2 separate regions of the Homo sapiens genome follow, and region 2 is linked to region 1. Evidence: chromatin loops called from intact Hi-C (ENCODE). Cell type or tissue: dorsolateral prefrontal cortex. All regions are shown on one strand. Region 1 has its middle 11 kb from the start of PDCD6IP-DT. Region 2 overlaps CLASP2 (cytoplasmic linker associated protein 2).

Region 1 (2,500 bases):
ACAGCAAGATATCATATTAAATTTATCATATAAAAAGTGGCCGTTATTGGTAAGAGGTTGACTTGGGGAAGTGAAATGAGATTTGGTGAGAAAAAAAACTCTCTGCACTCTGTCCATCATTTATTAATAGAATGTTTTCTTTCTAGAGATGAACTATTTCTACTTCTAAACATTGAGGAGATACAAAGAAGGGCTTTTGGCTAGATATGGTGGCTCATACCTGTAATCCCAGCACTTTGGCAGGCTAAGGCAGGAGAATCACTTGAGTCCAGGAGCTCAAGACCAGCCTGGGCAAAAAGCAAGACCCCATTACTATTAAAAAAAAAAAAAAAAAAAAAAAAAAAGAGGCTTTCAGCAATGATAGTGATAAAATTACAAAAAAAAAAAAAAAAAAAAAAAGCAACAGTAACTAACATTGAGTACTTACTGTGTTCTGGGCAGCCTGTCAGGTATTTAATGTATTTTATTTAACTCCCATGATAGCCCTTTGGGGTAGGTAGTATTCTTTATCATCTTTAGGTGTGAAGACTGAGGCTTAGAGACGTTGAGTGAACGGCCTAGAGTGAGTGACACAGCTGATAAATATTGTAGTTAGAATTTAAACTCTGGAAGTCAGGATTCCAGACATTCTTATCCACTGGGCTGAACTGCCTCGAATAAGTAAAGCATCTCCGTTAGTGGAGATCCCCTAATAGCCCTCTGTTCTGGGAGACATACCGAGGGATCATTTTAATTAGGTAGATGTAAGGAAACACAGGGGAAGGTTGTAGCTGGACATGTGGGAATTGACAATGAAGCTCTTTTCATCATTTTCTTTGGTACATGAAGTTCAAAGGCTGCTGGGAGAAAGTCAGCAAATTTTCCCAAAGACTAAGCTTCTGGGAAGGCAGTTACTGAGACCCCTGATCACTTCCTTTAGGAGGGTTAATATTGCTATATCACCTCTGGACTGGAATGGCCCTGACCTGACGTGGCAGCAGCAAAAGACAGGAGAAATTCGCCATGGAGAGGGGAGCCTGGACTGCTTACCTGGACTTAACAATCCTGGCAGCAACAACAAGTTTCTAGCTCAGTTCCTACAAATTTTACTCTAGCATCACACATGTGTCCTAGGAAAAAAGCCCTTTGTGTTTGTAACTTTGGAACCATAGATTGTCAGAGCATTTACATTTTTTTTTTCTTGGTGACAGAGTCTCGCTCTGTCAGCCAGGCTGGAGGGCAGTGATGTGATCTCGGCTCATTGCAACCTCCGCCACCCGGGGTCAAGCGATTCTCCTGCCTCAACCTTCCGAGTAGCGCGTGATCTACCTGCCTTGGCCTCCCAAAGTGCTGGGATTACAGGCACGAGCCACCGCGCCCAGCCCAGAGCATTTAAATTTTAATAGCTCCATCCTGCGAAAGGTCGTGCTGTAGTAGATATTCTGTGTCTCAACAGTGACACCTTGTGGGGCAGAGGTAGCAGAGGCTGGGGGCTGTTTGGACTGGAGTAGTTTTCTATCTTTCTTAAAGTCAGTTATAAGCAGGATTGATCTTTTGGACTCTGTTCCTGAACTTAACATGGAAGGACAAAAACACGTAGAAAACATGATGTACTGTGTACACCTAATCAATTTGAATGTTGAGTTTTGATTTCACTCACAATTCATTCATTAAAGATTAAAAGTACAATGATACACTACTTTTCATCTAACAGGTTAATAAATATTAAAAAGTAGGACAGAATTTAGTGTCAGTGAGGGTATAAGAAAACTATCAAAAACTGTTACTGGAAATAAAAAATCGTGCAAAAAATTGGAAGATAATCTATGATAACATATACCCAAATTTAAAATGCACATATTCTATAATCCAGTAATGCCATCATTAAGAATTTAGGAGTGTTGCTGGGCACGGTGGCTCATGCCTGTAATCCCAGCATTTTGGGAGGCTGAAGTGGGTGGATCATGAGGTCAGCAGTTCAAGACCAGCCTGACCAACATGGTGAAACCCCATCTCTACTAAGAATACAAAAATTAGCCGGGCATGGTCGTGGGCGCCTGTAATCCCAGCTACCCGGGAGGCTGAGGCAGGAGAATCGCTTGAACCCAGGAGGCGGAGGTTGCAGTGAGCTGAGATCGCACCATTGATTGCACTCCAGCCTGGGCAACAGAGCAAGACTCTGTCTCAAAAAAAAAAAAAAAAAAAAAAAAGGAATTTAGGAGTGTTTTCTAATGATTTTTTGTTTGTTTAATGTATCAATTAGGATGCAGTCATTTGTAAAGAACAACGATGAAAAAACCCAATTCAAACATGTTTGAACAATGGAGGGGATTTATTAGGCAATGGACCGAGATCCCAGAAATAGAGTGGACTTCACCTGGGGTTTGACTCAGCATCTCAGAGATATCATCGTCCACCTAGTTTCTTTCTAACTCCGTTTTCTGGCTTCTGGGACATCAAACTAATTCCCTATCAAAGTTATAAGATGGCTGACAACAACTCCCAAGGTATAGTGGACATA
Region 2 (2,500 bases), 150 kb before region 1:
CTACAATGGATACATATTTCAAAACATGTGGTACACAATAAATATATATAATTTTAGTTGTCTATATAGTAAAATCATTCAAAATTCAACTTCCTAAGGTAGCTGGAAATAAAATCAATATACAAAAATCGATTTCATTGCTAAGCACTAGCAACGAAGTTAGAAATTTGAAAGAGTGAAAAAATTTGGGAAAATAATAATTTTTAATGTAATATTAAAGCACTGAAATAAATGGAGAGCCAGGCGCAGTGGCTCACACCTGTAATCTGGGAGGCTGAGCCAGACAGACTGCCTGAGCTCAGGAATTTGGGACCAGCCTGGGCAATATGAAGAAACCATGTCTCTACTAAAAATACCAAAAAAAAAAACCCAGCCAGGAGTGGTGGTGTGTGCCTGTAATCTCAGCTACTTGGGAGGCTGAGGCACGAGAATCGCTTGAACCTGGGAGGCAGAGGTTGCAGTGAGTGTGAACTGAGATCGTGCCACTGCACTCCAGCCTGGGTGACAGAGCGAGACTCTGTCTCAAAAAAGAAAAAAAAAAATTACAAATGAAATAAACGGAGAGATATTGCAGGCTCATGAACAAGAAGGAATGGTATCATGAAGTGTCCAGTCTTCCCTAGGTGTTGCAATAATAATCAAGCTTCCAAAAAGGTTTCTTGTGGAACTTGTCAAGCGGATTCTAAAATCTGTCTGGAAGAGCAATAGGCCAAACATTCCTGCAGAAGAAAAGAGGGGCTACTTACGCTATCAGACAACAAGACTTACAAAGCTGAAATAACTAGGAGAATTAGGTTTTAGTGCAGGGATAGACCAACTAACCAAATAAATAAAATGGAAAGTTCAAAAACAGACCCACAAATGTAAGAAATTTTGATATATGAAAAAGAAGTGATTCAGATCAAAGGGGAAGGTAGAAACTATTCAATAATAATGTCCCAAAATTCAACAAAATGCAGAGACAATGGATTATTCAGTTTTTTAAAAAAGTTTTTCCTTATCCAGTATTAAAACTTACAGTAGACATTCTACTTCCCTTAGGAAAATGATAGGCATCCAAACTCAAATCAAATATACAAACAAATATTCCAAAACCCACAGAGAGCAAATAAAATTACCCATAGCCCTTGCTTTTAATACAAATAAGAGACAAATAACACTTCAAATTTCATTTCAAGTAATTGAGGAAAATATAAACATCCAAGACAAGCAATGTTAACTACAGAGCCCTTACTGAAAAAAATCAGAGGAAACTGTGTAGAAAAGAATCCTGGTAGTTAGTTGTATAACGTAGACACCAACTAAGGTTCTCTCTAGGACAAGAAGTAAATAGCAATTAGAAGTGGGAGGTATCCTTTTGAATCCTGGTGGATAAAGAAAAGGAAGAAACAAAAAATAAGGGCTCTGTTCAAATAAGATGGTAATCACAGAATCAGAAGTAGAAAGCCCCCAACAAATCACGTAGTAAAGAAGGTGCATTTCACTATACCAACAGAAGAGGGCCCTCTTAAACTTAAAAACTAAGCAAACCTTTTTTTCCTGGCCCCACGGAATCTACTTGTTACTTGAGGTCTATGAAAATCCAATATATCATCATAAACAAAATAATCTGACATCTATACTGTGCTCCAATAAGAAAACAAAGGAACAGAAATATTTTCTGCTGATAAAAGTAACTCCCTAAAATTAAAAAAAACACCTACCAAGAAGGAAAAAACTATAACACAATTCTCCAACATAAATTCAATATTAACTAAACAGCAATTACAGGTATAAAAGAAAGATGAATGAGAATATAAAAAATTCTGAATATATATAGAAGATATGAAAAGACAGCTGGCTAAAGTCAGGAAAAAAATTTTTGTTTGTTTATTTATTGCGACAGAGTTTCGCTCTCTTGCCAGGCTGGAGTGCAGTGGTGTGATCTCAGCTCACTGCAACCTCCACCTCCTGGGTTCAAGCGATTCTCCTGCCTCAACCTCCATAGCAGCTGGAACTATAGGCACGTGCCACCACTCCCAGCTAATTTTTGTATTTTTAGTGGAGACAGGGTTTTACCATATTGGCCAGGCTGGTATTGAACTCCTGACCTCAAGTGATCCACCCACCTTGGCCTCCCAAAGTGCTGGGATTACAGGTGTGAGCCACTATGCCTGGCCAAAAATTTTGTTTAAAGACAAAATCACCTGAGAAATAAACAGTAAATTACCAACTATCCAAGAGAGAATAAGTATATCCTGGTTTGAATTTTAAAAGCTATAAAAAATATTCTTAGGACAACTGAGAAAACTTAAATACGTAGGTAAGCTGACTAAAAGGAAGTGAATATATAGGTTAATAAACTTACAGAAAATAAAAGAGCTACAGAAATAAATAACATCACAAAGAAATGAGACAAATACAGAACACAAGACAATCTTAAAAAACAACTGGCCTAGACTCCAAAAAGTCAAAGTCACAGAGATAAAAACTGATGAGGAAACTGTTTTACAGATAACAT

Evidence for each region. Hi-C counts contacts between places; a loop is a spot of excess contacts. Peaks named below come from ENCODE experiments on the same cell type or tissue, not always from the same donor. Only the 100,000 strongest peaks of a DNase experiment are listed, where the experiment ranks them.
Region 2: it touches region 1 in a loop (5-fold over the local background); 101 of 110 quality-filtered maps call a loop at or near these places.

What each region holds. Positions count from the first base shown.
Region 1 is chr3:33,786,159-33,788,658 of GRCh38, forward strand. No RefSeq gene overlaps it. Among named protein-coding and RNA genes, the nearest start is that of PDCD6IP-DT, 11 kb to the right of the region's middle. RefSeq lists a silencer at 1,303-1,362. In dorsolateral prefrontal cortex, CTCF peaks have their summits at 1,434 (motif pointing left) and 1,633; a DNase peak (open chromatin) is centred at 1,413; H3K4me3 peaks cover 810 bases.
Region 2 is chr3:33,634,742-33,637,241 of GRCh38, forward strand. All of the region lies in intron 8 of CLASP2 (cytoplasmic linker associated protein 2), which reads right to left. Among named protein-coding and RNA genes, the nearest start is that of CLASP2, 82 kb to the right of the region's middle. In dorsolateral prefrontal cortex, CTCF peaks have their summits at 1,489 and 1,690; no DNase peak of the experiment used is centred here; H3K27ac peaks cover 1,310 bases.